Linked DNA regions of Homo sapiens: all the other regions are linked to region 7. The links are chromatin contacts, found by Hi-C or POLR2A ChIA-PET in ENCODE. All regions are on one chromosome and are shown on one strand. The core of a region is the stretch at or near the end of the contact, and the rest is flanking DNA. Distances in the headings are between cores, read along the strand shown. Region 1 has its middle 30 kb from the start of ATP8B1. Region 2 overlaps TCF4 (transcription factor 4). Region 3 overlaps TCF4 (transcription factor 4). Region 4 overlaps TCF4 (transcription factor 4). Region 5 overlaps TCF4 (transcription factor 4). Region 6 overlaps TCF4 (transcription factor 4). Region 7 holds the start of TXNL1 (thioredoxin like 1).

Region 1 (2,962 bases), core at 227-2,726, 1.2 Mb before region 7:
CCCCACACCCACAAAGATGCTCCTTGGACTTGGATAAAAGAGCACAAGACACCGTTTTTATCACTTAACCCGGTAAAAGAAGATACCTACACAGATCACCAGGACCACACAGTAGGAACAGAGGCCCCCCTTCCCTTGTGCTGCCCAAGTTCCTAGAGGGATCTGAATGAAGCAACTGTTTAACTAATGCAACCATGTTTAAAGTTCCCAAGGGATCCACACTCTTTAAATGATGCATAAATTGAGTCATTTTGTAAAATACAGTACCTTGATTTATTTGCTTAGTAGCTTTTAGTTTGTCTACTAGGTTTCTCTAAAGAAGAATACAAATGTATTTAGGCATAAATTGTTTTCAATCATTTTCTTGGTGTCTACATTACCCTCCATGTAATATATTAGGGGTTCCTAAGCCACAAATGGTATGATTGAAGGTATAAAAACTTGAAGCTCATTGCAACCTTAAACTCCTGGGCTCAAGCAATCCTCCTGCCTCAGCCTCCCAAGCAGCTGGGACTACAGGTGGGTGTCACCATGCCCAGCTAATTTTTAAAATTTTTTGTAGGAGGCCTTGCTATGTTGCTCAGGCTGGTCTTGAACTCCTGGCCTCAAGTGATCCTCCCACCTTGACCTCCCAAAGTGCTGGGATTACAGGCATGAGCCACCGTGCCCAGCCCCCATCTCTTTTTAATACACTAGAATTATGAAATGACAGCAGAAAGAATTCACCTTCTAGTTAGCAGTTGGATCAAACAAGTAAAATAATTTGAAGATGAGCAAAAGGAACCTTGTTATTTTTGACTTAAATGTTCTTGAGAACAAAAATGATGATGCCAGGCTTCAGAAGATGGCCCCTTAAGGGTTTAATGGTTGAAAATCATCCTCACTTTCCTACCCCTTTCAACACACACACACACACACACACACACACACACGCACGCAGTGTTGGGCTCAGTGACACCACATAACAATAGCAACAGGCTTAAGGACAGTGCAAGCACAGGTGCATCAGGCTACTGTCGGGAGAAGGGAAACTAGAATATGCACCGAGAATAAAAAATGGCTTGGGTGAGTCATCAAACAACCCTGTCAAAAAGCAGGATGTCTGATTTCACAGCCTCCATTGCTCCCTCCAACACCACATGGAACATGAACTCCAAACTGATAAAGTCTCAGGCAGGTCAATCACCTTCTACTCAGCCCCAGTGTGAAAGAGGAGGGACTCATATGGAAAAGCCTGCTCTAAACACAGGCTTATCTGTGTTGCAAGATGATGAAACATTACAGACTTAGGGAATTCATTCTCAGGTGAGAATTCAGTAACTGGCACTGGGGGTTGTAAAATATACTGGCCATGAGTCCCTTAGGTAGTCGAAGGATAAGACGACCAAAGTCTAACCTGAGCCGATGTTACTGACGTGAGTGTCAGTACATGCATCTGAATCTTACTCTGTCAATTTTCAAGAAAGGAAATGAAAGTAAAAGCATTTGTCACTTGAGGAATTTCTCTGTATGCATGATTATCATTTGTTGCATTTCTCACATATTTAAAGTTGCTTTTGAGCCAAGCTATGAAGTGAGTAAAACTTGACTTTTGTTTCTTGATTCCTTATTTTCTCGCCTCATATTTTTTTTTCTTTTGACAGTTAAATTAGTTAGGATACTAGTTTCACTCCTACTACAGAGAGAGTGGCCCCAAATAATACTGATTTAAGTGAGATGAAGGTTTATTTCTCTGACACAAAAAAGTCCAAGCTAGTATGCCGCTACCAGTCATACCAGGAATAGTTTTAGGGACTCAAATGCTTACCTAGTTACTTTGCAATCTGCAACATATGCTTTTTTCATCTTCTCTTGGTGCAACATGGCTGCTCCTGATCCTGCCAATTCATCTGTATTCCCTCCTGCAGAAAGAAAAGAACGGGCACGGGGCATGACTTGAAAGTTGCATGTATCACTTCTGCTCAAGCTCCATTGGCCAGAATGTAGTCCTACACCCACACCAAACTGCAAGGGAGAGATATTTTAAAGCACAGAGTGGTGATTTGGGTTCAGAATGAAGACCCTGAGTGATTTGGAAAAGGCTACATCTGTTCACTATGTGATAAGTTGGTGATTAATTCAAGGCTATACTGAGGAGGAGAGCCAGGAGGCCTGAGTGCACCAAAAAGATGCTGACAGATTCAGTGGTGATAGGAAGTGACCTAGGGCCTGGAGAGAAACTAGGGGACTCCCAGGAAAGCTGGCTTGTGGTGATATAGGAGGTAAAAAGGAATTACTTAGGGAGATAGCAAGGGCATGGGAGTCCTTGGTAGGGCTTTCCTTTTAATGAAAAGCAGCCCCAAATAATTTTCTAACAAAGAGCAGCTGATAAAAGTTGAGCTGCAGACATAGACAAGCAAGCTGGCAGCTTGCTGCACAGATGAATGCCAGCAGGAACTAAGGACTAGACCTTTTCAAGATGGTGGCTCCATCTTGCCTTCTCTGCCAGCCACGTGTACGGTAAGAAGCAGATAATATGGCCCCCATCAACTGGAAAGTCCATTTGCATAAGAAGATTAGGGTAGGGCGACAAGCCTTCCCAGAGAGCTTTGTAAATGTCATACATGATGGAACCAATCTGTGAGGCCTAGTAAATCAGACAACACCTCCTCAAACTGGACTATAAAACTCGGTGCGTTCTCCACCAGCTGGTCCTTTCTGCTCAGAGACTCCTTCTGAGAGGTGAAGCCAGCTGGACTTCCTGGGTCGAGTGGGGACTTGGAGAACTTTTCTGTCTTAGAAGAGGATTGTAAAATGCACCAATCAGCATTCTGTAGCTAGTAAGAGGATTGTAAAATACACCAATCAGTGCTCTGTAAAAATGCACCAATCAGCACTCTGTAGTGAGCAAGAGGATTGTAAAATGCACCAATCAGTGCTCTGTAAAATGCAACCATCGGCAGGAGTCTAAAAGTAGGCAATC
Region 2 (2,972 bases), core at 176-2,675, 1.4 Mb after region 7:
ATTTATACTTCCTGAGGCTCATAAGCCTCAAGTGTTGTCTTATTCTTGCTGTATTTTGAATCCAAACAATTAATATGATTTATGTGATCATCTCCACCCAAAATTTAAAAAAAAGTTGGAGTGCATACACACACACACACACACACACACATGCACACATGAATATAAAAATGGCATACTTCAGGATCAATTACTTAAATATATTTTCAGTAAAAAGCAAAATATTATAGGTGATACTTAATACATGGCTGCCTTTAAATAGCATGTGCTTATTAGGTCCTGTGAATTTGTTGTTGGTTCAGATACTTATTGTTGATGCATTCTTTGGAAATACCCTTTTAAAATATATTGGTAACACAAGAGTGATGATTCTCCTTTCTGGTTTCATATTTTTGACTGGAAAAAAAAATAAACCTGATTCATAGCAGTATAAATGTATGGTTAATTTTTTGTGTTTTAGACCCACCGTCCTGTGTAAATGCTCACTTAACCATAGGCTAAGAAAATACTTGGAAATAGAAAAGAAAATGTGAACTACTGATTGTCCTCTTAGTTGACAAATGCTTCATGTTTTCGCTTGAAGGCATGTGCTATGAAGTAGGCAGTTGCTGTCTCAGTGCCACAAGTTCAATGTCTCTGGACCCCAGAGTCGATAGTAGTAGTTAATAAAAAGCTCAGCAGTATTTTTTTAATGAAGTAATCATGCTGTACTCTATAATTTTATTCTTGGAAGCATAAAGAGTATTTACAATATGGTGTCTTTCTAGGGTCAGAATAGTGAGGAAAAAAATGGAAAAATGTCCAAACATCCTTCCTTGCATGGCAATGATGGCATTACTGGTGTGTTTAATAAAACCTTTATTGGTACATTTTCCGGTGTGGTGGCATTGGCAGAAACCATCCCCCTTTGGATTTGGAACTCAGCAGCTGATGAAATACAGTAAACATTAATTTGGAATGGGCTGCCAGTTTTGGAAAGCCAGGTGACATTTTATTATATTTGTACCAAGCAGAGGCTGTGTCCCATACTGCTGTAGCTTCCGCTGTCAGAGGCTTAGCTGGCATTATGGAAAAAAAAAAATGGCAGGCCTGAGAATCTTATCCCCTGAAATGAAAGTCGAATGCCAAATTGAAATTCCTGTAGGATTTCCGATAGCAATGGGGGAATTGAGAAGCTCACAATTAAGCATATGGGCATTAAGATAATTGTCAGATCTGTTGGCGGACATGATAGAAGACAGATGGGTACGAATCAGTGCGCTCCACTGCAGCACCCTGGGAGGCAATTTGACGTTTTACCTGCCTGAGCTACTCTGCCATATTTGTCACTGAATGTACAGCACGGCATCTTACTGAGTGTTAAGTGTTTTCGCCGGGAACTATAGGTGCATGTGCGGTCCTTCAGCGCCCTCTAGTGAAACGCGTTTGGGAGTATGGTTTTTGAAAAGCCAGCCTTCATCAGGTCCTCTTGGCCTCTGGAAATAGCTGTCGCACCTCCGGTTCCTGCTCACCTCTCTGGTTCCTCTCGCCCTTTCAGGTGGGGACCCATCGTGAAGATGGCGTGGCCCTGAGAGGCAGCCATTCTCTTCTGCCAAACCAGGTTCCGGTTCCACAGCTTCCTGTCCAGTCTGCGACTTCCCCTGACCTGAACCCACCCCAGGACCCTTACAGAGGTAGGTTGGCCTCACCAGGGCACTTCTGACCTCACTTTCACAATAGGACCAGTGTTGATACCCAGCCTCTTGGTGTTCATCCCTCAAGAAGCACTGGCAGAAACCCAGGAATCAAATTGGGCACAAAAATGGTAAGGAAATGGCAAAGTATTTAGAACTTCGCCCGCTAATTGTGTTTCTCCAGGGACTGTTTTCCTCAAACATCCTCTGAAATCCTGGTCCTATATCAGCAGGGAATGAGGCCACAGACTGATGAGAGGAAATTTTATTTTAGCTATTTCCACATTTTTCTCATTCAGGTCCTCTAATGTGGTTAGTTGTGGCCTGAAAATGATATTTCCAAATGAATAGGAAGGAAGGAAATTGTTTTTGTTGTTTAAGATGGAAGGAAATATAGGTGCATTTAAAAAATGGAGCTTGGTTGCATGATTTTCGCTCTTGAGTCATCTAGCCCTCTAATGATTGCCTCATACCGGTGATTACGAGCGGCTTTTCATGACCCCAGGAAGTTGGGCTATTGCTGGCCAGCTGACTAGGAGTCGCTTAGATAACATCTTCTCAGTCCCTTCACATTTAATATAAAAATGATAACATTGCCACAGGAATACATGTGGGCATTTTTTCAGCTGTTCAACATTGTACAGATCTGAGTGTCAATTATATGTATGGGTATGTCTGCCCATTTTTTATGAATAATAATCATTTTATGGACTTTTTTTTTTTTTTTTTTTGACAGAGCCTCACTCTGTCGCCCAGGCTGGAGTACAGTGGTGCGATCTCAGCTCACTGCAACCTCCACCTCCCAGGTTCAAGCGATTCTCCTGCCTCAGCCTCCCAGGGGGTAGCTAGGATTACAGACATGCATCACCATGCCTGGCTATTTTTCGTATTTTTAGTAGAGACAGGGTTTCACCACATTAGCCAGGCTGGTCTTGAATTCCTGACCTCAAGTGATGCACCCGCCTCAGCCTCCCGAAGTGCTGGGATTACAGGTGTGAACCACCACAACTGGCCAGGACCTTTCTTATCAGGAGGCTTTGGATTTTGCCCTCTTTGTCCTAAACCTGTGCTTCTCAAACTGCACATAAGCACAACCTGAGCATCTTGTTAAAATGCAGATTCCACTTCTGTAGGTCTGGGATTGTCCATTTCTAATGGGCTCACAGATGATGAGGCCGCATGGACCAAAGTTTGAGTGGCAAGGTTCTAGAATACACAGATTACAAATAAAGAGGAATACTTGACAGATATGCTTCTACCTTTAAAAAAATTACTACATTAGGGTCGTGTTTTAAAATG
Region 3 (2,904 bases), core at 65-2,564, 1.1 Mb after region 7:
CATTTGTTATCCTTTCTGTTAGGAACACTTGACTCAGGTTCTCCATAGTTGGGTCCTTCATCTCTCTCTTCACTCAAATGTCATATCAGAAAGCCTTCCCTGACCACACTCTTGAAGATTACAGTCATTTCCTCTTCTAATGCTCACCATCGTGTTTCCTACTTAGTTTTTCTCCATCCAGGCCTCCGGATCACTCTCCATCCTGCTCTGTGTCTCAAGAGGCTAACCTTCTACAGTTGCATAATCAGACTGCCTTTCTCTCGTTCTCTCAGTCTTCTGGTTGGGTTCACCTAATGGGAAGCTGTAGCTTTCCCTTCATTTTGCTTATAAACCTTTAAAAAAAAACCCAAAAAACCAGACAGTATATTATTTTAGATTTAGATAAGACCAAACTAAGATTTAGTGAGCATTTTCCATGAACCAATTTCTGTGCTTTCAGATATGTCATAGAAAAAGTTAAGTGAACTGTCATCCCTGTTTAAGAGTCAGGGATACTGAGGTTGAGGTTAAATGACTTGTTCAAGGTAACAGTTAGAAAATAAACAAACAAGACTTCCAAACTCACGTCCAGTCATCTTTTCCATCTACAGCCCTGTCTCCGTAAGTCATCACTGAATGATCGCTGTTACACACACCTTTGGAATTTGTCTTTTATCACATACACACCACCACCACCATTTTCTGGAAACTTCTTTTAAACCCAATCTGACTTTTTAATCAAGTCTATATTTGCTAGTCTCAATAGCTGTTACCTTCATCCTCTTACATCTAAGGGCATGTTCACCAGGAGTCTTTCTCCGGAATCACCAACCTCCTCTTCTCTCCTGACTCTTCAGCATTTTAATATGCTCATTTCTCCTATCTTAAAATTAAAGATGGATTTTTAAATTTAAAGATGAATTTAAATACGCCCACCCCCCTCCAAATTTTGAGACTAACTTTTCTCTTCATTTTGTTCTGTCCTTTTCAAGCCAAGTTTTCTCACACGACATTCTGTATATAATGTGCCATGATCTGGCTTCTTTCCACAACACTCTCTGAAGATTCCACCTCAAAACGTCATCAGTAGCATGTGTGATTGGCTTTGACCTTTCTACTGCTTTACCTCTTTGAAGCGTTGGACTTTGGAACACAGCCTTCTTCTATACCTCCTACTCTCTTTCAAAACTCAGCTCATGTCTACCTCTTCATGGGAGTTTTTCTTAACACAGAAGACTGATCTGATTGTCCCTCCAGCTTGTCCTCTTGTATGCTGGGGCATATGCCAGCAATCACAGCTGCTGAGATGCTTAGTCTTCCTGACGGAACTGTAGTTTTTGGAGTGGTCAGGATCATGTCTTCAGAACTTGCACCCCAGCCATGTGTCTGCACGTAGTTCAGTGACCAGAACATAGTCAACACTCAGTACATGCCTGATGAATGAACAAATGAGTGTGACCATACTTAACTTGGTGAGGCCATTTTTTTCCGTGAGTTTTATACTCTGGGTTGTTTTCCTACCTTGGATTCTCTGACTTTTTTCTCTCTCATCTACTTGCCTGACTTTCTTAGGTCTTTTAACTTTGTTTCTCCATCTTTACATTAAGTGTTGGGATACAGGGCTGAACAAGAACAGGTAACTGTCTTATGGCTTTACGTTTATGTGTTTTCCTCTGAAATTAGGCAAATTTCCTAATCTTGCTGAAGTTATTTTCATCCTTAAGAAAGTAATATTATAGGTCTTTATAGAGTGGGGCAGGATCAAATGAGCATGTTTATTAATTGCTTAGCATTATGCCTGGCACAAATTCAATTACCATTATATGGTAATAATTTTAATAGTAATAAACCATATATTACACATGTATTATTCATAATCAGATGATGTATGCATTATATAAAAATTGTACTATTCTATAAATATTGTAAAAAAAGAGTAAATAATATACATCAATTGCTTTGTGCATCCATATATTTTTACGTGTGCTCCTTTTATTAAATCATATGTTTTTCCTCAGTTTATTGGTTGCTTTTTACTTACCAAAAGCTTCTGTCCAAAAAAAATCAAATGCTGCGGCTGCCCTGAGCAGAGTTCACCTTGGAAGAGGCTTTAATTGTGATGAACCTGTAAGAACAAAGTTTAAGAATTGAGATAATCAGCAGCTGTGTATTTCTTTAAATTTTTATATTTAATGATTTATTTGAATTAACTGTTACCACGTTTACATCTTCTAGATTAGTTTTTAGGCCTTTACTTTTCCTTGGCTGTGGGTACTGACCAGCATGGTGGTAGGTATGATTGGGGTGTGTGTGTGTGTGTGTGTGTGTGTGTGTGTGTGTGTGTGCATGGATAGATGTGTGTGTATGCTCATGGATGTGCATGTGCATGCATGAATGCATAATATTTCAAACACATGCTCAGTGATTGAGTCACTGTCAGGAAGTAAACTTGGAGACCATGTTGCTCGATGCCACAATAGTCCTGTTATTGCATTGTCACCACAGGATGCCATTAAAATAGGTATGAAGAATGTCAGTGTTCATTAATTTGGTTCTCTTCAGAGAACATTAGCCATGGGGAAAAGATACAGTAGAAATCTGAGAAGAGATGGAAGATAGGAGAGAAACCTGGCTTTTGAAGAATGATCTTTGATCTTTCAGAAGAGGAATACATGTCAAGAGCTTATCTATGTGAAAGAATTTACATGCAAAGCAAATCAAGAACATAGATTTTGCTTATCTTTATAGATTATAGTTTCATCTTAGATGGCAAAGAAAAGCCAGGCTTCTCTATACAAAGGGATTTGCATGTTTATGATAACTCAATTAGCCTTAACAGAGACTACCAGTATATGCTGGCTGTCTGGCCTCAAACTTTAATGCATATGTATTTTCAAAGAGAACTAAAAGATTTTGGGATTGTAA
Region 4 (2,773 bases), core at 37-2,536, 1.4 Mb after region 7:
AACAGACCAAAACTATCTTGTTCCTCACATTCAAAAAGAGTGAACAAAGTCATAAGATGAGCCATCAGTGACTAGTGAGCTACAAAGCAGAATAGCTCTTAATGGTAGTTATTGACCACTTCCCAAAATTCCAGTCATTGTGCTAGGCTCTTATCCATGATGTGCCACTGTCTTCCGAGGACTGGTTAATGTGAAATTCTCAGGTGACTGCTAATAACTACATGAGGTTAATCTCCTGGAGAATGTGACACTGTGGAGTCCCTCAGAGGGGAAGAAGTATTTGTTCACTTATGAGAGAGGAGATGCGTGGGCATCAGTTGGCCAGAAATTATTTGCTGCTTTTTTAAATTAATTAATTAATTAATTTTTACCAAGGACATTTACTAATGAGTTAAGGTCCAAGAAGAATGCTGTTCCCATGAACTGAGCCATCATCCTCTCATTTCTTGTGATGTTCACTGTAGTCTTTTCCATAGGTGGTTCCCCAGTCAGTATTCCCACTTTGAGGAATGAACTGGGCTGGATGTCCAGCTGCCCCTGGAGGGAAGAGGTGGAGTTGGTGGGGAGATAGCTACCTGCTTCTGAACCAGCTTTGACACCTTGTTGTTCAGATGAGCAGCACAGCTTAGTGCCCCAGGGTCTTATTAAAACCTCAGACTTCTCAGGTAGTCACTTTCTGCGGTTATAGCTCAAACTAACTCCTTGCTTGGCCTGAATGTCACTGTCAGAGCGTCGGTGGGGAGAATACTCAGTGTATGTCTTTGAGAGAAGATGGCGCAACAGAATAATGCTGCTGTTGAGTCCTCTTAGCTCTTTGCACTTGTTTTCTTTAGAGAGTGTGTAGAATTTGGGGAAGTGGCGTGAATCACTTATGTAGGAAAGTTTTTGATGTTGGAGGAGAGATGTGTTTTGAAATGTTGGAAATATAATTTCTGCCTCAATAATGCCCTCCCTGCGTATTCAATAATATATCTCACACTTGAGATGAGCTATCTCGCAGCCTCTCCACTCCGCTATCCTGTCTAAGAAGCAAATTGAGGAGAGAGTTTCCATTTTTTTTAACTTTTCCTAACCAAGCTTCTACAAATATGTTGCATCAGTTTGACCTTGGAGAGCTACAGACAGAGGTCACATGGGGAAGTTTGTTAGCTATCAATGCAGTTTTGGCAGATTTGAAAAACAAGAAGAAAGAAAGCAGTGCAGAACTGAAAGAGTGAGAAAAGCATATTTCACTTCAGTGTGGTTTGACAAATGGAAAGCCCCTTTCTGCAGTCATGAGGTCTGGTTATAAAGAAGGATGACCGGTCATTCATCCTTTTACAAGACAGATTTCCTGTCTACTTGTGGTTTGAGTAATTTTCTTTTTTAGGAAGGTATGAAGGTGGAGCAGAACCTTGAGTTGAGGAAAACATACTTAGGCTCTGTTTGAAAAAAAACTTTTTCTGATTGATTTGCAAAACAGTCCTCTTGAGAGAGAGGCACTATGACTTGGAAGGGACATATCAGGAAATAGGGTGGTTATCTCCATGAGCTGTAGACAGCTTAGCCACAGCTCTCAGTGGGAATGAGTTTTGCTTGGTTTTAGCTGGTCATCTTCATTAGTTTGTGGATGAACAGGAGAATCTACTTGTTGGTCTAGCCAGAGTGGAGCAATAGGTGACTTCTATATGCTGAGAATAGACTTAACTTGTTAAAAACCATAGGGCCTTATTTAAGGGTCTTGACAATAATAAAGGAGCTATAATTTAAAAACAAAAGTATGAGATTTTTAGAACCCAGAAAAGGGCTTTTTAGAAATTTATTTCATACATTATTTTACAATAATGGATGCACTTGTCAAAATCCACTAGCGGAATGAGAAAAAGATGCATAATCTTTAAGGAAATAGGTAGACATGGTAATTCAGCATTTTGGAGGAGCAAACCTTTATTATTATGCATAGATACAGATATTACTTTAAGGTTACTTTAAGGGAGAACATTCTAGAATGTTTTTCTTTAAAATAATATGTTCACCAATTGCGTACGTGAAAATGCAGAGGAAAATTTAAGCATAATAAGCCTTAGTATTGCGTGATGTCTGAGTGGCCCATGTTTTTTCACACTTAAGTTCTCTTAGGCTTTGGTTTGATTTTTTGAGTGTGGTAGAAGTCAGTGATGGCAGCGTGTCTGTATAACAAGAAGAGAAGCTTTCTCTTCTGATGTTAGTGATACTACCCTAACAAACAGTATGGATTAATAGGATACATCTGCAGACTTTTGAAAATATTTGGCATATACTCACTCATTCTGAAACGCAGGAAGTAAAGAAATATTACGTTGCCTGTATCTCAAAGAACAAACAGAGCTAATTAAATAATTGGCAAATAGGGAACACATAGCCTGACACATGTTTGAGATTACACACGATTCTGTAGAAAATGACTGTAAGCAATACTAATGCCTTAAGAATGGGGTTCGAGCACTAACACATGGACATCACATTTTTCACGTTTTCCTGGTAAAAAGTTGCAAGACAGTGCAGTCTTTTCATACATGGTGTTGATGTCTTAGGAAGCTGCTTTTTCAGTTCAGAAGAGGGCTGCTGCCCTTCGTCTCAGTGTCATGTTATAATATGTCTTTCTGGTGGTCAGCAGTTGTCCTGAACTGACACTAGAACAACGCAGTGCATGTGGGGTGAGATACAAGCTCTAGAACTCTCGGAAGGGAACCTCTCTGTAACCACATTCCCTTTCTTCTTCTGTTCTCTGCATCTCAAAGGTGGAAGATGCCCA
Region 5 (3,094 bases), core at 377-2,876, 1.3 Mb after region 7:
GCAGTAAGGGATATCTTCAACTAGAGGGAAGGGTGAGAGTTGACCTGTTTGTCCTTTTGACTCATATTTAGAAATGCTAAAGTTGTTTTATGTTCAAAATGCATTTGATAATCATGCCTGAAGAGGTCAAAGTGCTGACATTGTTGAAAACAAATACCCCTGTCAAACAAATAGAGACAATTTTCATGTCTTTGGTTGGTAAGCACCATAATTTGGCCTTTGGCATTGCTGTCAGTAAAGCTAGTTGATGACTTTTACATCAATTTTTGGCCCAACCATAAATGAAGGAAATAAGACCAATACTGCCACAGTACTTTTTCTCACTCATCACCCATACCTGATTCAGCTGGGTTAATGTTAAAAGCCAAAATTTATCAATATCAATTTTTTTCCCAAATCATTCTTATTTTAGTACTGTTTATGCTCAATAAAAGTTTATGAATTTCTTTCACTGTTATTTAATGAAAACCCAGAATTTTTTAAAATTGCACATTATCTCTTTAAAAAAAGTCTTTTAGATTACTCGTGGGATTTACTCTAAGTTGTTGTCTTTTAATAGAAGATGATGCAAAACTTGTCTCACCTGTTCCTTCCTGGTCGTGTCTGTGTTTATGTGTGGGGTGGGTATATAAGTGCTTTTGATTAACAGAATGAAGAGAGTGCTTATTTTGAAAACTCAGTCGTTAAAATTCAAGTTTATTTTGAGTTAAAGAACACCATATTTAGATTAGGAATGGACCAATGACCTGCTTAAGCTTTAGGCTATCGATTGGCCTTGAGGGAACTTAGATCTGCTAAACACGAACTTGAAAAGGCACTTCAGTGATGGATGTACGTTGGATGCTCTCACTGTATGGTCATTCACTTGCATTTTAAAATTTATGTTTTGTTTTTCCTTTATACCTACTCTTTTCATTCCGTTTGTCAGAGGTGGCCATTTAAAGTATTTGACAATTGTTTGTTCTCTGCCTAGCAAGTTGTCCTATTGCTCCATGATGTGAAAGAACAAAGGTAATCAACAGTTAGAAACCTCAGGAAATTGCTAGAATCTTCACCCCCAAAGAGGGTTAATAAACCCTAGATAATTAGTTCATTTAGAATGAAAACCATTTTCATTGTAATAATCACATTTCCCCTCTGATTATCGAGCAATGCATTGGGAAGCCTGATATTTATTCACAAATTTTTTAAAATTGAGAACATCCTGTGCTGAGATTCCAGTCAGCTTCATCCATCCATTTTTTGTTAAAAGTTTCTCAACTATCATCCTTCATCCAGACAAATAAACATAACCAGGATTTCCCCTCTAACTTTTTGGGAATTCATTTACACGTGTACCATTTTGAGGGAAAAAAACAATTGTCCTCGAATTTCATTTGACTCAGGTGATTGTGGTAAGCTCGCTAACCAGCTTCATCTAGGAAGTGCAGCAATCTGAGTCAACTTCCTCCATCTCTGTTTTTACATTGTCCAGTGTGATGCTTCCTCATTGTACCAAAATAGAAATGGTTTGTTTTTGTATCAAACTTGGAGACTGGCTATGGATTACACTGGGTTAGGATAAGGGTTTGTTATTTTTTTTTTTTTAAGAACATTCCACTTATCCCAAGGGAAAAAGATTGACGGCCTGGGGAAAAATAAGAGGCATAATGAAGTCTTTTCTCCTTAAATAAAAATCACATCTAGTCTTCAGATGTGTCAATTGCACTATGTTTGCCTAATTTCATTTAATATTTGAGAGATTTAGTAGTAAATTTATGACTTTTGCAGTTACTTTGCAAAAAATTGAGGAAGGAAGAAGTGAATTTCACTTTGAGTCAAATGTGTAGGTTCCAGTGTAATTAAACCTAAAAATCTATATATTCTGGTCTTGCTACTTGGTATTACACTTTGCCATATCACATAATGCTATTAGCTACATTTTACCTTGTTTGCAGGGTGATGCCATTTTGTATCTCTGGTTTGTTGAATTTCCTAGAAGATGTTATGTTCATGTAGATAATGGCATACTCATTGAATTCTTTACCTCAGACATGAAAATATGTGGAAAAGTGGGGAAATGAATCTGATCAGATTTCACTGTATACTGAAATTTGAGAATCTGGTTTTTGCATCTATTTTGCATGCTGCTGTCTCTCCAAACCATATATGTCTGTGTGAGTTTTTATAATGCCACATAAAGCAAAATGAGAAGTCTCTTCTTTCTTCTAAAGGGAAATAGTGCCACAGAAAGGTAGAAGTCAAATATTTACTTATGGATCAAAAATCTAGTTAAAAAACAACCCATTGCTTACCTTAGTAATCAATGTGAATTACTTTATAATCAATATGAATACAAGCTATCTGACCAGTCACTCAGAAAATAAATATTTGATCATGTGATAAACCATTTGAATGTCTACATATGAACCCAGGCCATATAAAAATAACCAATTCAAGATAACATAGGAAGTCACTAAAAAAGACACAAATAAAATTAGATTTCACAGTTTACGCTGATATTTTGATACTTTTCTGTGATAAAAGCATCTTCCAAACTAAATGTGTCCATATTTGAACCATGTAAATAGTTAAAAGTATTTTACCTGAGAATATCTAAATGATGCCAAGAAAATAAGTTCATGCCACTAAAAAGATTGAGATGATTTGTGCTTTATCTGACTTCTTGGTGTAATATGGATTTACTTCAGATAAGTATATTTTCTACTTATCCGATAAGTGTGTTTATCTGAGATAAATATTTTCTCCAGATACGTGTGTATATTGAAAAAAAATTTAAAATAATTAGGATCCCAATTGAAAAAGTAAAAATCTTAATTGCTTAATAAGAAAACAGTTATTTCATAGTCTTAAGATTTCAATACAAAGAAATATGGGAATATACACGTAAGAGGTTTGTTGGTGTTCATTATTAAATTGCAAGGCTGTCTCAAGTTATTGTCATCAGAATAAATTCTGTGTGTGTGTGTCTGTCTGTCTGCGTCCTCCTGTTAGTAATTAGATCTTTTATGAAGTTGTACTCATACCTATTAGGGATTTTTGTCATTGCAGTTTTAAGTTGAATATGACACATGGATCCTTTGTTGGGTCTAAG
Region 6 (3,010 bases), core at 457-2,956, 1.2 Mb after region 7:
TTGAAAATGTGAGGGACTGCATTTAAACTTTGATAAAAAAAATAAGTAATTCTAAGTAAAGTCTGTAGCCAAACTCCTTAATTGTGATGCATTTGCTGAGTTCCCCTCTTCCGTCGTCGGGCCTGCTCTGATGCCATATGGCCTACCATGGAACATTTAACTTGTCAGATATAATGGATTGTCCTGGAAGCAGATTTTTGCTTTGAGCACTCGGCTCCTTTCTTGCATTTCACTCTCAGCTCCAGGCTGCAGGATGAAGGATTGTGGTAGAAGTGCAAAGAAGAGACACACAGTTGATTCCCCTTAAGAGAGTGACCTATATGCCACAAAATTTTACCCACGTAAAGAGGCATTATCCCCGTCACTGGCCTTAGCAGGCTGCATGTCAAAGTCATTTAAATTTCCCTGGACTTAACAGATTGTGTAAACATTTCAGAACTGAGAGCTTAGGAATAATGAAACATCGTCATTTTAACTTAGGCAAAAATGGTGCAGCCATATTGGCCAAAGGAGGCATATTATTTATTGTGACCTACATGTAACGTAGACCACCTGGTTTTTAGATTCTATAAATTAAGTTCTCTCAAGTTTATGAAGGATGCTAAAAAATATATATATTATGATGGAAATGTTACTTGGCTTTATTGTTTTTGTTTCGTGAATAGAGAGGTGAGGTTGAAATGATCATTTAGGAATCGCTTCTTAGCCTTTTGGCTAAGATCAAGTGAAATGATCATTTAGGTGGAGGGACAGTGGCAGCTAATTATCCTACCAGGCTTTCTAGCTTGAAACTTAGGGGCAGACCTTCCATTCATTCTAACCTATTTGAAATTAGAGATTGGATGTGTTATGGACTATTTAATTTTTATCTGTAAAAGTAAATAATGTAGTCTTTGTTCATTTTAATTTGGTGCTTTTATGAGTTAATTTTTTTTTCAATTTGTGCTATTGTTTCAACAAGCTTGGAAAACAGTAGGAACAATTTGTGACTTTTGCATCTGTAGGAAAACTTCTTTAAAAGAATAAACAGTGCCCTACCTATATGTGTGTGTACATACATAGCTGTGAGGTACTCTTCTGGTATAACCTACTGTAAACCCCAAAGCAAATATTGTGATATAGAGACACAGAATAGACAATTTACAAGTAATCAATCAAGCACAAACCAGTGGGAAAATAAGGAACTTATGTATCTCAATTTATTCTTTAAATGCTACATATTTGATTGCTTTAGGGTTGCAAAAGTTAATTAATAGATTTGTATAAGACACACAGAAATATACATACACTAAAAGAGACTTTGCTAAGTGTAATTCAATATACTCACAAAAATATGTGTTAATTATGTTAGAAATTTAATATTTAATTTAATTCCATAAATCCTTGCATTACAAATAAGTCCTCATACAGGTCAGATAGGGCAATAAAAACTACTGTGGCCTTGAAAACTGACAGAAGCTCACTTCTGTACAAATCTTTTTAATGAACAACTTTCCATCGAGCAGCTAAGAAATATCTGTTAAAGTCAGTATTTAATACTAAAGTGTACTTATGTATGTTTCTTACTGATCCTAAATTGAGCACGTTAGTTTTATCAATGCCACTCATCGGCTGACTGTACCCCTCCTCCCCCATACAGATTTGGTGAGACTTAGTACTAAATAAGTTTGGGGAGTGCCTGGCCATAGCCGGCTCTTGTTGGGGCATGTGCGCCCTCTGCTGGCTGCTCACATAGGAACTGACTGGTGTGTGAGGTTCTTTCTTTCTTTTACTTTTCAAGGTTGGGTTTTTTTTGTTTTTTGTTTTGTTTCAATTTATTTTTATACAACTGATCAGATATTTACCATGATTATAAAGTTGTAGCTTAATACTGAGTATGGCCGTTAATTTGTTTTTATTTGGAAATAAAGGTGAGGTTTTGTTTTGGGTGTGTTTTTGGTAAATAGATAGTCCTGATAGTTCAAATAACATGCAATGTGTGTAATACTCTTGAGTTTTTTAAGTGGTTGATTGTATATCACGATTAACCATATTTTCATTGCTTTCATATTCCCCTTGCCTTGATTGTATTTGAGAAGTATTCTTGTTGGACTAAGTTGGGAATAGAACTTAAAAGGGGATAGATAAGTCATTGAAATTTTGAAATATGATTATTTGTCTGTAATGGATGTGGTAGGTAATCCCTAGTAGAAAAATTCCTGTTATGGTTGGTTGATAGTTTTCACTTGCTTTGCCAAGGAAAATGAGTATATTTACATCATAATACTTTATAAAAGCATTTTTGGTTTCCTTGCAAACCAAATTAAGCTGTGCTCACTGGCAGACATTGAGAATGGTAGTTTGAGTAAAATATTTTTTGTTTTGTTTTGCTTTTGCAGTTGCTGTTTATAGAGTATGAGATGTTAAAGGAACAAATCACTGATGGTCTCTTTACTCCCAGGACACAGGACTAAACTATACAAGGGCAGTTACAGAGGAAGAGTGTCAGCCTCTCTACCATTGCCTGGGTGGAGAGCATCCTTGGGTCCTGGTAGTGAAGGCCAGGGCTCTGTGTAATGAGTGTGTCTTTTAAAAATAGCAACAATTTTTGTTGACAAGGCTCCATCAAAGTCTTTATAATAATTTAGTTTGTATAAGTGATTTCTGTGTATCTCTGAAATTAAATGACTTGATGGAGTCAGTTTGGTATTTGTTGTACAGAGAAGGCAGTTTAGATTTTTATAGTTCTTTTGTCTTACATTGCAAATTTTTCTAATTTGTAAGCAAAAGCCATAAAAACTTCCAAACCAACCGTGGAGTGATCAAAGAACTTAGAGCTGTGGAAGGGCAGAAATGTCATCTACGTTTTTTTTTTCTTTTCTTTTCTTTCAGTTTTTCCCCTTTGCAATTTTAGGTTCCAGTTACCTTAAAATTTGTTTTGGATAAATGATATAAATTTTTACTTAATAGTCTTTACTTACTTTGATTTAACATTGTCAAATAACTAAGAATTGCATTCTAACAAATATTA
Region 7 (3,188 bases), core at 575-3,074:
CTTCTGTCTATTAAAACCATTACAATGTGCTGATACCACATGAAAAAGGAATGTAATTACTGTGCCTCTGGTGTGGCTGGGTTCAGTTAAGAATTAATTATTTTAATATGTTTCTGCAACACCTTTAGCTTTCTCTTTTCACATGTCCTGGGCTTCAACTATCACCCAATCTGATGACTCTCAAATCTGTAACGTCGTCCTAGTCCTTTTTCTTTAGTTCCAGGCTCATCCCTCTCACGATCTACTATATCTCTCACTTGGATGTCCTACAGGCATTTTAACTCATTTTTAAAAAGCTACACGATTGAAATGTTTTGAGTTATTTTAAATTCCTCTGTCATCTCACTAAATTGGACCAATAATTGTTTCTCAAACATGTTCTTTCCTCTTCATTTCCACTGCAGATGCTTTCCTAATTTAGTTCCTGGATCACCACAGTATCCTCCTAAATGGATCTCACTGCCTTCCATCCTCCTTGATGCTACCTGAGGGCTTTTCTGAAGACACTTTTTCTTTTTCCTTTTTTTTTTTTTTTTGAGACAGGGTCTGGCTCTGTTGCCCAGGCTGGAGTGCAGTGGCGCAATCATGGCTCCCTGCAGCCTTGACCTCCCCAGCTCAAGGAATCCTCCCACCTCGGCCTCCCGAGTAGCTGGGACCACATGTGCGCGCCATGACGCCCGGCTACTTTTTTGTATTTTTGGTAGAGACGGGAGTTTCACCACACTTGTAATTGCAAAATTGCCCTGAAATGATTTTTCCATTCTCTTCCCGACAAAATCCAAATTCCTTAGCTAGTCATTATCTGACCTTGGCCTTCCCTCCAATTTCATCTCCCCAGCTAAATCCAAAGACAGATAATTTGCCACCTAGCCTAATATTTAAAAGAGTACACTGGCGTTAGCCTGCCTTGACTTGAAATCACAGAACCTACTTCACAGGGATTAAATGAACTAGTACACATATAAAGAACTTATGTCTTGCCTGGTACATCATGTGGTAAATATTAGCTATTCTTCTTATCCACCCTCTCAACTCATGCATTTGCACCTGGTGGTCCCCTTGCCTGGAATATTACCTCTCACCATCCATCTAACCCCTGCTTCTCTTTAAAGATTCAATCCAGGAGTCAGATTCCTAGCAAGTTTACCCTGCCCCACCCTTCCATCTCGTTAGTCTCCACCGCTTCCTATTCAAATTATTGTTTGCGTCGGTCACTAGACCGTGAACTTCCTAAAGGAGGGATAGTGTCTTCATCTTTTTGGTCAAAACCTAAAGACAGGTGCACGATACTTTCTGAATGACTGCACAGAAAGCGCCCCATATGTAATTAAGTCTGTTAATAAATATTCCTAAACGTTATTTTGTCTTGTATGTAGACCTGCCCCGAATACAGTACAGGAGCATCTTCAAAGTACTTCCAGTGGGTGCCCTGGACAGCAGCTAAGAACCCCGGGGTAAAACGAGTTTCCTCTCTACTGTTACAAATCAGAAACCTCCTCCGTAAAAGCCTCAGATCTGGGAAACGCGGATGCATATGCCAACTTTTGAGTCTCAGTCTGCGCCTGCGCACGTGACCTCTACACGTCTCCTCTGCGCCTGCGCCGCTCAAGTTAGCGCGAGGCTACTCAGTCGAGGGTGGGACTACGCTTCGCGTTTTGGGATTGGGCGCTGAAGGCCAAACCGGACGACGCGGAAATGACGTCACGCCGGGGGCCCTGCCGCGCGGTGGCTGCTGGGTGCCGCACGCCTTCCCATCCTCCTCCTCTCCCCTCCCCCATCCCTCCCCGCCCCCTCGGCCGCTCCGCTCCCTGGCGTGACTCGGCACTGAGAGTCCCGGGAGAAGACTCGGCGGTCGCCACCTCTTCTGTCCAGGCCTCGGCCTTCCTGAGCATCTCTCCTTCCTCTCCCAGATCGTCTTCTCCTTCAGTTTCAAAGCCAGTGGCGTCGCGGCCACCCTGCCGGGCTCTCTGTGAGGATGGTGGGGGTGAAGCCCGTCGGGAGCGACCCGGATTTCCAGCCAGAGCTGAGCGGCGCGGGCTCCAGACTCGCCGTGGTCAAGTTCACCATGAGAGGGTGAGGCCAGGCTCGAGCTCTGTGGGTCCCCGTCTGTCCTTCCTTGCTTTCCTTTCACTCTTTGTTGGCCCTGGTTTCCTAGCCGTCTGCTGCCCCGGAGTGTCCGGCAGTCGCCGCAGCCCCAGGAGCTGCCGGAATTAGGCCTCGTTTCTCGGGTGTGAACCCCCATTTATGCACAGGGGTTCCTAGACGGGCTCGGGGGCCTGGCTGGCCGGCTTCTCCAGCTCAGGAGATTTCTCACCTGCTCCTTTTCAATTCTTTGACAAACTGGTTTTGGGGGTGGCCCGCCCCTATTCCTTCCAGCCTGTGGGAGTCTCCGCAGCCACCCTTGCCTGAGCCTGACCCCTTCTTTCTGCAGAGCCAGCTGTCATTTGCATCTCCAGAGCTCCAAAAGCTTAATTTACCGAACACTTTGTTTCTCTTCACCACCTACATCTCTCTAAAGCCTTTGAAGATTCAGATGGGGCGATCTAACTAATATGCGTAGCTCTGAGTCCTGAATTTCTGCTAATGCATTTCGAACTAAGTTAACGTTGGGTTAGGGTGCTTTTTAAATTATTTGAACTTTTTTCTTCCTCGTTCGGCCACTAACTTGTAGCTTAGGCTCCCCTATGTATGCGATTGCAACTGGTCACACACGACAGTACATATATAATATATTTCAGGTGGACAGTTGGCCGGATGTCTTAGTTTGACCCGGCTCTGTTTTTTCACTTAAGAGGACAGGGATCTTGAAAAATGTTAACTGTCTTTGGTAAATATCAACAAAATTATAGGTCGTAGAAAAGGTGGACCTTTTATAGTGGATGTGTAGTAAAGTTCCTTTGTAAGAATGACATGTTGGAACTCGGCGTTGAGAACCAAGATTTCAGCGTGTGTGTGTGTTTCACAGATCTCTCCTTGTGTATGTCGATAGTATTTAGTTAGAAGTATGAGAGGTTTCCGCTTTATTTTCCTTGACCCCTTGGCGTTATTTATACATCTAACTTGGAGCAGTCTACTGCTGGTATCACTGTTTATGTAACACACTTTCTTGTCCAAATAACTGTATAAACACAAAATTCCATTTTGAATTTCAGAGCAAAAAACAAAGTTTCTACTAGATGGTTCACTAA

What was found. A loop is a pair of places that touch in the nucleus more often than their neighbours do. ChIA-PET counts read pairs that join two places held with the same protein, here RNA polymerase II (POLR2A). Pooled maps may share reads with other maps.
Region 1: a map of naive thymus-derived CD4-positive, alpha-beta T cell shows a loop between it and region 7 (4-fold over the local background). The contact joins the enhancer-like site here to the promoter of TXNL1 in region 7. A Hi-C loop is called at or near these places in 1 of 168 maps with a recorded cell type or tissue (naive thymus-derived CD4-positive, alpha-beta T cell), 2 of 37 single-sample maps with no recorded cell type and 6 of 50 pooled maps. POLR2A ChIA-PET finds 5 or more read pairs at or near these places in 2 of 52 experiments (activated T-cell and activated naive CD4-positive, alpha-beta T cell).
Region 2: a pooled map shows a loop between it and region 7 (3-fold over the local background). The contact joins the enhancer-like site here to the promoter of TXNL1 in region 7. A Hi-C loop is called at or near these places in 9 of 37 single-sample maps with no recorded cell type and 11 of 50 pooled maps.
Region 3: a map with no recorded cell type shows a loop between it and region 7 (3-fold over the local background). The contact joins the enhancer-like site here to the promoter of TXNL1 in region 7. A Hi-C loop is called at or near these places in 1 of 37 single-sample maps with no recorded cell type and 2 of 50 pooled maps. POLR2A ChIA-PET finds 5 or more read pairs at or near these places in 3 of 52 experiments (Panc1, activated CD4-positive, alpha-beta T cell and activated T-cell).
Region 4: a pooled map shows a loop between it and region 7 (5-fold over the local background). The contact joins the enhancer-like site here to the promoter of TXNL1 in region 7. A Hi-C loop is called at or near these places in 10 of 37 single-sample maps with no recorded cell type and 5 of 50 pooled maps. POLR2A ChIA-PET finds 5 or more read pairs at or near these places in 3 of 52 experiments (HEK293, WTC11 and activated T-cell).
Region 5: a map of sigmoid colon shows a loop between it and region 7 (2.7-fold over the local background). The contact joins the enhancer-like site here to the promoter of TXNL1 in region 7. A Hi-C loop is called at or near these places in 5 of 168 maps with a recorded cell type or tissue (B cell, ascending aorta, chondrocyte and 2 more), 23 of 37 single-sample maps with no recorded cell type and 15 of 50 pooled maps. POLR2A ChIA-PET finds 5 or more read pairs at or near these places in 2 of 52 experiments (B cell and activated B cell).
Region 6: a loop to region 7 is called in a pooled map, with 3 times the contacts of the local background. The contact joins the enhancer-like site here to the promoter of TXNL1 in region 7. A Hi-C loop is called at or near these places in 2 of 168 maps with a recorded cell type or tissue (chondrocyte and sigmoid colon) and 10 of 50 pooled maps. POLR2A ChIA-PET finds 5 or more read pairs at or near these places in 1 of 52 experiments (BJ).

What each region holds. Positions count from the first base shown.
Region 1 is chr18:57,832,050-57,835,011 of GRCh38, reverse strand. No RefSeq gene overlaps it. Among named protein-coding and RNA genes, the nearest start is that of ATP8B1, 30 kb to the right of the region's middle. RefSeq lists enhancers at 1,144-1,193, 1,234-1,323, 1,364-1,563 and a silencer at 1,941-2,235. Within about 2 kb of position 1,476, at least 6 of the 41 ENCODE cell types and tissues checked have a DNase peak (open chromatin) inside an H3K27ac peak, as active enhancers do.
Region 2 is chr18:55,233,249-55,236,220 of GRCh38, reverse strand. TCF4 (transcription factor 4) reads left to right here. Exons shown (of 20, transcript NM_001083962.2): 16 at 1,538-1,673. Among named protein-coding and RNA genes, the nearest start is that of LINC01929, 110 kb to the right of the region's middle. RefSeq lists an enhancer at 1,269-1,563. Within about 2 kb of position 1,425, at least 14 of the 41 ENCODE cell types and tissues checked have a DNase peak (open chromatin) inside an H3K27ac peak, as active enhancers do.
Region 3 is chr18:55,513,826-55,516,729 of GRCh38, reverse strand. The region is part of intron 3 of TCF4 (transcription factor 4); the gene reads left to right. Among named protein-coding and RNA genes, the nearest start is that of MIR4529, 36 kb to the right of the region's middle. Within about 2 kb of position 1,314, at least 3 of the 41 ENCODE cell types and tissues checked have a DNase peak (open chromatin) inside an H3K27ac peak, as active enhancers do.
Region 4 is chr18:55,266,809-55,269,581 of GRCh38, reverse strand. All of the region lies in intron 11 of TCF4 (transcription factor 4), which reads left to right. Among named protein-coding and RNA genes, the nearest start is that of LINC01929, 140 kb to the right of the region's middle. RefSeq lists enhancers at 1-380, 992-1,041, 1,092-1,321, 2,711-2,773 and a silencer at 582-631. Within about 2 kb of position 1,286, at least 4 of the 41 ENCODE cell types and tissues checked have a DNase peak (open chromatin) inside an H3K27ac peak, as active enhancers do.
Region 5 is chr18:55,326,875-55,329,968 of GRCh38, reverse strand. All of the region lies in intron 8 of TCF4 (transcription factor 4), which reads left to right. Among named protein-coding and RNA genes, the nearest start is that of TCF4-AS1, 120 kb to the left of the region's middle. Within about 2 kb of position 1,626, at least 3 of the 41 ENCODE cell types and tissues checked have a DNase peak (open chromatin) inside an H3K27ac peak, as active enhancers do; they include B cell, where a contact is called at or near this core.
Region 6 is chr18:55,414,172-55,417,181 of GRCh38, reverse strand. All of the region lies in intron 5 of TCF4 (transcription factor 4), which reads left to right. Among named protein-coding and RNA genes, the nearest start is that of TCF4-AS1, 37 kb to the left of the region's middle. Within about 2 kb of position 1,706, at least 5 of the 41 ENCODE cell types and tissues checked have a DNase peak (open chromatin) inside an H3K27ac peak, as active enhancers do.
Region 7 is chr18:56,637,228-56,640,415 of GRCh38, reverse strand. It overlaps TXNL1 (thioredoxin like 1), which reads left to right and starts at 1,824. Exons shown (of 8, transcript NM_004786.3): 1 at 1,824-2,073. The coding sequence starts at 1,976. RefSeq lists enhancers at 802-1,786, 1,946-2,005, 1,787-2,772 and a silencer at 1,586-1,795.